3 separate regions of the Homo sapiens genome follow, and all the other regions are linked to region 2. The links are chromatin contacts, found by Hi-C or POLR2A ChIA-PET in ENCODE. All regions are on one chromosome and are shown on one strand. The core of a region is the stretch at or near the end of the contact, and the rest is flanking DNA. Distances in the headings are between cores, read along the strand shown.

Evidence for each region. Hi-C counts contacts between places; a loop is a spot of excess contacts on that map. ChIA-PET counts read pairs that join two places held with the same protein, here RNA polymerase II (POLR2A). Pooled maps may share reads with other maps.
Region 1: a loop to region 2 is called in a map with no recorded cell type, with 20 times the contacts of the local background. The contact joins the promoter of LARGE1-AS1 here to the promoter of HMGXB4 in region 2. A Hi-C loop is called at or near these places in 3 of 37 single-sample maps with no recorded cell type and 12 of 50 pooled maps. POLR2A ChIA-PET finds 5 or more read pairs at or near these places in 1 of 52 experiments (MCF 10A).
Region 3: a pooled map shows a loop between it and region 2 (4-fold over the local background). The contact joins the enhancer-like site here to the promoter of HMGXB4 in region 2. A Hi-C loop is called at or near these places in 2 of 50 pooled maps. POLR2A ChIA-PET finds 5 or more read pairs at or near these places in 2 of 52 experiments (MCF 10A and OCI-LY7).

What each region holds. Positions count from the first base shown.
Region 1 is chr22:33,919,352-33,923,186 of GRCh38, reverse strand. It overlaps LARGE1-AS1 (LARGE1 antisense RNA 1), which reads right to left and starts at 1,962. Exons shown (of 2, transcript XR_001755630.2): 1 at 1,664-1,962; 2 at 132-780. LARGE1 (LARGE xylosyl- and glucuronyltransferase 1) reads left to right here and starts at 2,711. Exons shown (of 15, transcript NM_133642.5): 1 at 2,711-3,192. RefSeq lists silencers at 1,844-2,343, 2,664-2,813, 3,084-3,183.
Region 2 is chr22:35,255,695-35,259,419 of GRCh38, reverse strand. It overlaps HMGXB4 (HMG-box containing 4), which reads right to left and starts at 1,927. Exons shown (of 11, transcript NM_001003681.3): 1 at 1,863-1,927. LOC105373017 (a long non-coding RNA gene) reads left to right here. Exons shown (of 4, transcript XR_938210.3): 1 at 1-1,232; 2 at 2,159-2,207. RefSeq lists a silencer at 1,368-1,867 and an enhancer at 2,133-2,633.
Region 3 is chr22:33,269,785-33,273,130 of GRCh38, reverse strand. It overlaps LARGE1 (LARGE xylosyl- and glucuronyltransferase 1), which reads left to right. Exons shown (of 15, transcript NM_133642.5): 15 at 1-622. Among named protein-coding and RNA genes, the nearest start is that of LARGE1-AS2, 110 kb to the right of the region's middle. Within about 2 kb of position 1,635, at least 9 of the 41 ENCODE cell types and tissues checked have a DNase peak (open chromatin) inside an H3K27ac peak, as active enhancers do; they include OCI-LY7, where a contact is called at or near this core.

The DNA of each region.
Region 1 (3,835 bases), core at 713-3,212, 1.3 Mb after region 2:
CTTTCTTAGATTCCATCTAGAGAATGTACTACACTTGAGTCATTATAATGGAGATGTTTCTTTCCCGGAAGCTTATCTTTTAGTTTCTGATGTTATTCAACTATTTCTCCTTCGCTTGTAAATTTCAGGTCTTTTCCTTTCCTCAGTCACGTTACCTTTATTAATATGCTAATGTGCTGTAATAATGCATTTTACACCACTAATGAAGTGAAGCAAAGCAAAACGTAAAAAGAAAGTACAAATTCTCCCTTTAACTTTACCCGGTTCCGGGGAGGGGGTAGGGGTGAGAGAGGAGGAAGAGAGTAGGAAGGAAGGACATTCGGGCGGCAAAAAAATAAAAATGATCCCCTTGTTTTCAGCGCGTTCTGGAACAGAGCTGCACGTCAGAGGAAGAACTGAGCAGCCTTCGAGCTAAAAGACTTGGCATTAAACTTTGACACTTTAATGGTCTCTAGGATATTAGATAGTATTTTTTCATATAATGTTCTTCTCCGACACGGTAATGGCATCAGAAACAGAATCTGCTATGCCTGCCAACGTGCACGGTGAGGCTCATCGCCGCAGAGGTAAGACAGCAGGACCCCAGCTTCGCAGTTAACTTATCCCGAAGCTCCAAAGCAAACGTCTTTTACTTCTTCGCCGGGGACGCTGCTGTACCACCGCTGCCTCCCTTTCGCATTCTGCTGGGCTCGGTCAGCCGCTGAGATTAGGTAAACAGCGCTCCGGAGCCGGGGCAAAGCGGGCGCTGCTGCTGCTGGTGGGGGTCGTTGTTTCACGAGGCTGGAGGGAAGGGGGATGGGAGAAGGGTCCCAGCTCGGTAAAGCCAAAGGCCGAGAGTGTGGTTACCGAGGCGGGAGCCAGGTCCGGAGCCAAGCAGGGGCCAAGCCTCCGAAGCCCTTGCCGCCCCACCCCCCCAGCCCGACCTCGAGGAGTGGGGTCAGCTGGGCAACCCAAGCTCGGCGGCCCTTTCCCGCGCGCCCCCTCCCCAGCCCATCCTTCCCCTGCCCCTTCCAAGAACTAGGGTGGGCTTCCCGCTGCCTCGCTCGAGTCCTGGAGAGCGGAGAGGCGCGCAGAGGGAAGGCAAAGACCCGGCGGCCCGCCCGGCTGGGGAGAGGTGGAGACCCGGGGGGAAGGGGACCCCAGAAGCCCTGGGACCGAGCTGCGGAAAAACCCGGGAGCTGGATCGCGCGCCCGGAGCTCCGGTCTCCGAGTCCGAGTTGTGCAGCTCTCGGCGTCCTCTTTCTCTCCCTGCCTCTCTGCTTTCGCCTCCTCTGGGTCTTCTCTCGAGGGCATCCTCCTTCCATCCATTCTCACACCCCCGCTCCTGTGCCCCGACCCATTTCACCCACTTCTCCTGTGGCTCGGGAGGACTCTCCGTACCCCCACCCTGGTCCCTAGAACTGGGAGGCTGGAAGTCCATTCAAGGGATGTTGCGCGCCGGGTTCTTATGCCAAGAGGGAAAGAGCGAGAATAAAATCAGCAGGGGAGGGGCGTGTTGTGCGTGCATGGGGTGTGTGTTTGGGGTGGAGGAAAAAGAAATGTAGTTTCCTCAGAGGAAGAGGAAGCCTTGGACAGGATTCTTGGATACCGATCCCAGAAAGATGCCGTCAGAGCCCTTCGGCGGGGCTCCTCACAGACTCCGGCTGCCCCACAGCATGCCCACCTCCGAGAGAAGCTGCGACCCGAGGCGGGGAAACTTCCTACTTCTCACGACGGCTGTTTTGTGCAATTTGGGGAGCAGGCTGCATGGTCCTGCAAGCCTGCGAGCCTCTCTACCACGGCAGCTGCGGGCCCGTCCCGCTTCCCTTCCCCCTTTTTCCGCGAGGCACGCCAAGCCCGAGGCGGCCGGGAGCCGCCGGGGTTGGGGGAAGAAGGGCGGGGAGCTCCCAGCTTGCACCCTTTCATCCCGACCCGGCCCGGGATCCCGGCTCCGGGTGTTGCTTCCGCCTGCCTGCCAGCCAGCGAGCTGAAGAAGCACCGGGGCGGAGTCTCGCCGGGGGGCGGAGCCTGTGCGGGGGCGAACTCTCGGTCCGCGCGGCTGCGGCGCTTGCCATTGGCCGGCCGCTCGGTCACGGGGTCGGGGGCGGGCGCCGACGCGGGCGCCGGCCCCGCCCCCGCTCGGAACCCAGCCCCGGCTCGCGGTCCCCCCCGGCTGCACAGACATGACACAGACACACAGTCACTGCAGCTGCTGAGCGAGTCCGGCGCTCTGGGCACGCGGAGGCGGCGGGGCCAGCCCGGAGCCCGGACCCCAGCGCCCGCCCCTGCCGGTTCCCGCGCGGCGGCCCACTCCTGGCCGGGCGCGGGAGGCGGGGATCGCGCGCCGGCTCCGGCCAGCGGCGCCCGGCTGCCCGCGGCGGCTGCAGCGGCCGCCCAGCTCCGAGCGCCGGGCGCTCCGGGAAGCCGGCGCATCTCGGAGGCGGCGGCGGCGGCCAAGGCCGGCGAGCGCTCCCGGCGGCGGGGGCCGCCCGCCTCGGCTCCCCGCACCCACCGCGCCGCGATCCACTCGCCGCGCCTCCGCTCCCGTGACCTTCCCGGGGCGCCTCCCCTAGCCCCGCGCCCCCGGCCCCGCGCCCCAGGCCGGGGCGAGGCCTTTTCCGGCGCTTCTTTCCCGCGGAGCCGCGGGCGGGCGGCGCAGGCCCTGGGGGAGAGCGCGCCGCGGCCGGTTGCAGCCCCCCCCGCGCCGCCGCGTTCGGCGCCCGGCCCGGCCAGTCTGCTCCTGCCCCGCCGCCGCGCCGGAGCCCGGGCGCCCGAAGCTGGGGGCGCGGCCGCGCTCGTCTCGCCGGGCTGTTCGCGGGCAGGCCCTGCCCTGAAGGGACGAATCGGCTTGGAGCGCGGGAGGTGGAGTCGGCCCCGGCGGTCGCTCCCTGGACCCAACCCGAGGCTGACCCAGGCCCCTGCCCATGCGGGGCGCCCCTGGCTCGGAAGAGTCCCCCGGGCCGGGAGCAGCTCCAGGCAGCGGCCCCGGAGGAAGAGGAAGAAGGGACAGTGCTCAGCTTGGGGGACCCGGACCCTCGCCGCGGCATTTGGAGCCGGGGGCAGTCCCGAACTCTGTGCTTGGCACCGCCGCTCCGAGTAGGGCAGCGCCTGCCGGGACCCTGACCCGGACCCCCTGCGCCTCGTAGGCGGCGGCGCCGCCGCGCCACCCTGTTCTTCCGTGTCTCCCTCTGCCTGGCGGCAGTCACGGCCAAGGTAAGAGCCCCGGAGCGCGAGAGTCGCCGCGGGGGCGCCGTGGTGTGTAGCGCCGGACAAGTTCTCCGAACCTGTGGCTGGTACCCCCTGTACTCGGGATGCCGGCGGGGAGGCCGGGCACACCCTCTGCTGCCCCGGCCGGGAGCCCTGGAGAGGCTGGAGGTGGAAGCCCCCAGTCTCCGAAGTCCCCAGGACCCCCTCAGGGCCTGCTCGGCTTCTGGGCACACAGGCTGCTGGCAGGGAGCGAGCCAGGAGGAGTTTCTGGTTAACACCACGAGGGCATGTGACCGATACCCGCACCCCCGGCCCTCTTGTTAGCGGTGAGCACCTGTGGTTCGCGGAGCCTGCCGTGTTTGGAGAGGGCCCTGTTGGGCGGTACGCAACTACCTTTCGTGGTGTGATGCTGTGAATAACTTTTCTTGTTCCTTCTTGCAGACAGTCCTGCGCAATTTGGGGGCGAGCAGCCACAGCTTGCGAGTCCCTCTTTAGGACAGAGTGGTTGGTTGGCATTGCTATCTGTAGGGGGGAAGCCCAGCCAGCATGTCCTTCCTGTTAGTCAAAGCTGCTTGTGAGGAGTGATCAGTGTATAGCTATCCAGACATTCTTGTAAATGTCACTGCTTTTGAAGTTTTGGAGTGAGGAC
Region 2 (3,725 bases), core at 678-3,177:
GAGGTCATAATTACATTAAATGTTGGCAAATGTGAAACAGGTGTTAAAACCCAGTCTCAATTCAATAATTTGGGAGTTTATAAAATTCAATGTTGTCAACTCCAAGAGGCAAGAATAATTTTGTTTGTCTCAGTGTGCTAAGATATGACAACATAAGTAAAAGTTCACTATTTCATACTGTTGATACAAGTAAAAAACTGGTACCATAAAAATGTATACTTATGAAATGCACAAATTGTTAAATAGCTCTTCGGGGACTTTTCTTCAGGATATGAAAAAGGAGGGGGCAGAGTTGCTCTTTCCCTGGTAGATAAGCATACAAGTTATGTTCAGGCATAGGCCTTTGGGATGACCAAAGTAATCAGGAGGAAAAAGTCCTCAGATATAGCACTTTGTCATTTTGAAACTTCAAATTACAGTTAAAAAACAGGTTTCAGACTTTTTTTGAGGTAACTTGAGCTCCTGCAATCAACAACCTTCTTCACCCCATAATGTAAATGAGTATCGAAAAAAAGGAAACAAAGTAAGCCCCGTCACACGGACAGTAAGAGAAATTCTGAACTCCAGGTCTGTTCCAGGATGAGAGCCATGTCCAAGATTCTGCATTCTCTTCTTCCAACCACTCCTTTCAAGAACTCAAAATGCCAGTCAGTGCAGGTAAAGGAAGATGCACATCCGCCGGTTGCCAATTTCTGAAATTTTCTTGTTACTTCTACGATACAGACAAGTGATGCCTTCTCAACTTCGTCCAGGTTTCTTCCAATCTCCGAACACGGTGACTCCGAATCCTCTTGCCACTCCCTTCTCCAGGGACCTACCTAGGCAGCACTCCCAGCCCCTGCCAGCTCTGGAAGCTGCAGAGATCCCGACAGTCGGGGATGGGGATTGAATCCTCTCATTGCAGTGCAATTAAGCGGAACCACGACCACCGCACAGATTGGCTGACAACACACATTCCATAAGACCAGCAATCGAATTTTGAGAAGCCTTGTCCAATCAACAGGCTTTATTTGGGATTCAGTTTTTTACTTTGTTCTATTAGGAGGAAATATAATCAGCCACCAGCTTAGCCCTCCAAAAGAGGGGACAGAGATGTTTCTCCGCTTTTGCACGCTATAAAGTGAATCTACAAGTAGTAGTTGGTGGAGGGAAAATGGGCCTGCATGGAGAAGGCGCCCACCACGAAGGCACGGCCAAGCCGGGTTGCACGCAAGAAACACACAAAATACCAGGTGATTTACACAAACAGCCCCCAGGACCACCATTTTTGTGGTCCCCAAGGCAAACCAGTGGGATTCTCCCGGCAGTTTTGCGGCAACAGCTAGCTCAACAAAGCTCTGTGAAGAGGAAAAGAAGAAAGCTCCTCGTACTTTCTCCTGCCAGCCGCAGCCCCAGCCCTCCCGTGGCCGCGGCCACGAGCCCTTTCCCCCTGACAGCCCGAGGGACCCCCGCATCGCGGGTTCCGAGCCGCACAGCTCGACCTGAACCCGGGTTCCCGCGTCTCCGGCGGCCTCACGGCGCCCCCGAGGGCGGAGACGGCCCGGGCAGGGGGAGGGGCGGCCCGGGTCCGCAGGCCCCCGGGGCGGCCGCACGCCCCCTCCCGGCCCCGCAGCTTTCCCGCCTTCCCCGTTTGAACAGCTCCCGCCCGCCCTCCTCCTTCTGCCCGCTCCAGCCCCTTCCTGGGGGCGGCTGCGGCCGCTACTCCAGTCCCCGGCTCGGCCCCTGGGCTAGGCCGCGAAGGGCCTGGGGCACCCCAGAGGTGATGTCGCGGGCCCAGGGCGGCGGGTGGCGACGGGGCGGGGCTGCTGCCGCCTCAGGGTGGGGGCCCAGCCCGGTCTCCTGGGGTCTCCGCTCGCCGCTACCTTCACTCGGCTCGCCCGGATCCCGCCTCAACGCCGCCGATCGCCGCCATCTTGGAGAAGGAGAGAAAAGCGCGAGCGGCCAGGGAGCCTCAGTCGAGCCCAGAGCGCAGACTCGGGCTCCGGAGGGGGAATCCCGCTCGACCAAGAGCGCCGAGCGCATCGAATAAAACTCGGAGCCTGCTGAGCGCGGGAGCTGGCACTTATTTATTGAGAATTTGCTATGTCCCAGCCTTGCCCTAGAAGCTTACAAACATTATTTCACTTAATCCTCACTGTATTCCTGTCGCATTTTGCAGAAGAGAACCAGGCTGAGAGAAGTTAAGTGACGTGCCCAAGGATACACAGGTAGTTGGAATGTGAGACCGAGTATTACTCCAAGTCTTCTGATTCTGAATGCAGTGCTTTCCCCAAAATACTATGCTGTTTCTTTCAAGATATTGTTATACAGCAGTTCTCCTCTTTGCAACACCTAGATCTATGCAGATTAATAGCAGTGTGCTTATTTGGACTTCAGCATCTACATTTGAACATTTGGCATATTAGGGGTGAGGTGAAGAACTTATCTTTGTAACAATGTACAGTAAAATAATTTGCATGGCGAATCATCTACATTTTTTAGTTAGAAACAGTCTTCAGAGAGAGAGAGGAAGAGATGTCATATACAGGCGAGAACACAATTTTTCTGATTTGCCATTGAGAACTTCGACCAATGAGTAGAAATTACAGTGTATAGAACTTGGTTTGATATGAAGAAGAACGCCAGGGGCGGTGGCTCACGCCTGTAATCCCAGCACTTTGGGAGGCTGAGGTGGGTGGATCACCTGAGGTCAGGAGTTCGAGACCAGCCTGACCAATGTGGTGAAACCCCGTCTCTACTAAAAATACAAAAAATTAGCCAGGCGTGGTGGCGCGTGCCTGTAATCCCAGCTACTTAGGAGGCTGAGGCAGGAGAATCGCTTGAACCCGGGAGGCGGAGATTGCAGTGAGCCGAGATTGCGCCACTGCACTCCAGCCTGGGGGACAGAGTGAGACTCCATCTCAAAAAATATATATATATATGAAGAATAACTTATTTTTCTAGTACAGTTCAGTAGTACAATGGGCTTCCTTGTGAGTAGTGAGCTCCCTCCCACTGGAGGAGCGCTCAAGCAGAAGCTGGTGTTACTGTAAAGCAGAGAAGTTAGAGATGTAGATTGGCTTCTAGAGTTGTGAACCCCATGCAACGTAAAATCATGTGTGCAGTGTGTGTTTTCCTAGGGCCCAGGCCCCATAAAAAATTAAGAACCTCTGTCCTAGTGTATTTTCCATTGCAGAGTTGGGTGAGTGCTTGAAGACGAGGTAGTCATGAGACCAATAAAAGCAAGGTGATTTGTCTGAGACCACACTCTAATCAGTGATCAGATAAAGATGAAAAGCCAGATTGTTAGACTCTGGTTCAGTGCTCTTTTTGCTATATCATGCTCTCTCCCCCTCTGCACTGAGTAGAAGATTGATTCTGTTTCTTACAACTGTGAGATGCTGAGATGTTAAAACACCTGAGATAAAGTTGCTGAAATCATTTGCAAAATGTAACTGCAAATACTTAATAAAAGTAGCATGGCCTTTTTCTCCGCAGCTCCCATCCTACTCACCAAAAAGACAGGCAATGAGTTTCACCAAAAGGTGTTAGATTGCATTTCTGGGACACCCTGCCTGACGTTAGGCTTCCCTTTGAGGCATTTAAGAGCCCTAATGATGTATTTCCTTTTTGTTCTTCAGAGCCCTAAATCCATTGGTCAGGATGATTTCAGTTGTGACAGAAACCCATTTCCATGTGTTTCCCCAGAAGAGGGGAATTTATTGGCTCACATGATTGAAATTTCC
Region 3 (3,346 bases), core at 386-2,885, 2.0 Mb after region 2:
TGTGACCAGCGAAAGCTGCATTTAATAAATGAAAGTACAGACTGTTTCTTCCCCATTCCCCTCCCACTCTTGCAGGAAGCTACTGAGACACACCTTGACATAGAGAGCTAAATTGCAGTGGATAAACAGCAACTTCACACTTTCTGTTCCCCCATTCTATTTTTCTCATCATTTGAACTTTAGCCTTTTTTTTCCCCTTTTGCCTGAAGTTAGATCCCACTCTGTCTCTAACTCAAACCATCTTCAAGTTTTCCATTCCGCATCTTTCTCAACACTGGAGCCAGATGTTGTCTTCTACCAGATGTGGGCTAGGAGGGTAAATCCTGGTAATCAATTGTAAAGGGAACATCCCATCCTTGGGCCTGGTAGTCATGTGGGACCCTATAGCAATCCGGTTTGTGAGATCACTCACGATGTTACATGCTCAAGTGGATGTTACACGGAAATTTATACAAGAATTAGGAAAATTACCATTAGGACTAATTTTTGCATAGATCTAGCTAGGCTTATGTATGTATGTAAATATATATGTAGACAGAGCATACAAGTATATAGCCTATATACAAAGCATTTATAAATAAAAAGTGACATATATGTATAAAGCAGAACAAAAATTTTGAAAGTACATGTCAAAGTCCAATTTGTTCAGTGGTGTGCCAGGCCAGCTTCTACATGCTCACAAGGCCTTTTTGGGCATATTTCCAGTTTCCACGTTCAGTGATTCCTCTGTCCCCATCCCCAAGAGCTAGTTGTTAAATATTTACCAGCAGCATATCATTGACTTTCTCTCTCCCCTGTGTACACACAAGCACACACAGACAGATACACAGATACAGAGGCACTCACTAATTTCTCCTCCTTCCCTAGAGAGGACCACTGTTAGGAGATGTACACATACCGATACAGGTTTTGAATTAATCATTACCAGCTACTTGAGCCAAGTGAAAACCTGATGGTAGCACTGGTTCCTCAATGTTAAAAATCCATTTTTAATTCCCTAAAGCCTTTTTATTTTTAAAATTTTGCTTGGCCCCTGACTCATGCCCAGCCACCTTGCTTTCACTTGCATTTTTATGGGCGTAGCTGGTGACCATGTAATTTGTCATCTAAATCGGGTCACTTCTGAGAATGAAAGGTGCTAATTATTTTTACACAATAGGCATAAACTAGAAGATGATGTACCTTCACGTACAGTGAATTTATTAAGGCCAGAAACTGATACTTCACACCAACAGGAGAAAATCCTATTTCCCCAAAGACAGGTGCCTTACACTGTAAGCCAATCTCACTGAAGGCTGGAGCTCAGACATTGGCGGATGCCCAACTTCAACAGAGAGGCTGCCAACCCAATGGAGGCTGAGGTCCGCAGAGCCAGCAGCCTGCATTCCCAGAACTTACACTGGGAGCAGCAGTTCACTGCCAGCCCCAGCTTATGTGTGGGGAGCTGTAGCCATTTGGGCAGAGGTAATTGCAAAAGATGTTGATTTCTTTGCATCAATTCCCTGGGGGGTAAAACAGGCCTTTAAATGTGTCACACAGATGTTTTCATGCTTAAATAAGCCAATACTAATCTTGGCTTTCAGTTGAGAGGAAGGACAAGGTTCCCTCATTTGGTCCCCTTAACAGTCAGTGTGGAGGGGAACTGAGATGTTTTCAGTAACCACTATGTGCAGAAGCCTTTGGCAGGCATGAGTTCACCGAACCCTTGGAGCAAAACTGCAAAGTGGATATTAACATTTCTACTTGGGGAACCTGAATGCATTCTGTGTAATTAAGTAACTCCTCCAAATTCACATGGTTAATATATGGCAGACCTAGAATTTAAATCAAATCCTACTTCTTTGAATCCAAAGGCACATAACCTGCAATGCTACTTCCTTTCCCAATAAGAAGGAAACAGATATGAAACAGTGACAGACAAGAGAATTTGAACCTATGTAGGAAGATTCTTGGATTTCTAGTCTTCTTCCTTCAACATCCATCCAATAACACACACAGTCCAGACAGCAATCTCCTAAAATATGCCAAATCTTGCTATGCTCATGGACTTCCTGAAAATTAATTTGAAATAGACCTGGGTGATCTATAATCATATTCAGACAGCTGGGTTCCACTCTAGGGGATAGTAATTGATTCTCTGAATGCTTCTCCTGGGTTGTTTCTTAGATTACATGGCTCAGGTAGAGACACTAAGTTTTAAGCTCTCCCTTGTACCCTGACTTAGCATGCTGCTTCAGAGTGATCTCTCTGAATGTGTTGAGCTGATTTACAGAGCACATATTTGCTGAGTTGACTAATAGCCTCTTTGTGCCCCATCATGAAAGGACAGACCCTACTTTAATTCTGTTCCTTTCAAAGACTCTACTGTCTTTGAGTTAAGGCTTCATTTGTGGTCACCAGGCCTTTAGGGAGCTCTGTGTTAGTGAAAGAAATGTGATTCAAATCCCCTCTCAGACACAGCTCCTTCACACTCTTGGTAGAGATAATAAGAACTACCCTTTATTGAACCAAGACTTCTATGGTAGTTGGCAATGATGGATCCTCACAGCTATGTTATAAAATAAGGGAGGTATTATTATCCCCATTATTTAGCTAATAAAACTAGCTCCCAGAGAAATTAATGTGACTTGCCCAAGACCACACAGGCTGCTAATGGAATGCCAGAATTTGAACCAAAATCTGGCTGGCTTCAAAAACCCCTGTCTTTCCACTAAAATGTGCTACTGCCTTCCCATACAATACTGAAATCAGCTTAGCTGCGAGGCTTGTACAGTCGTATCTTCATGTACTTCATATACTTCGTTTTCCTCATTTTTTTTAACCCTAAGGGTTTATTATTCAGCTTAGTGCCATTCAAGTTTATGAAATGTCACTTATCTGCCATATGCATTCTAAGAGGTTTCAGACCCATAGGATCTAATGTCGGATATACCATGATCTTTGTTTCCATTCATTTAACAAAACTCCTTTTAAGAAGTGTCCTTTAATTTCAAGAAATAACTGGTGATATCCAAAAGGAGGTAATGGGGGTGCCACAAAAATGTGGGGTTTCTGACTGTGAATATTTAATGGATTTGGTCATTGGTTTGTTGTAACACATTCGTATAGTCTTTTTTTTTTTTTTTTGAGACAGAGTCTTGCTCTGTCACCCAGGCTGGAGTGTAGTGGCGCGATCTCGGCTCACTGCAAGCTCTGCTTCCCAGGTTCACACCATTCTCCTGCCTCAGCCTCCCGAGTAGCTGGGACTACAGGCGCCCGCCACCACGCCCACCTAATTTTTTGTATTTTTAGTAGAGACAGGGTTTCACCGTTTTAGCCAGGATGGTCTCGATCTCCTGACCTCATG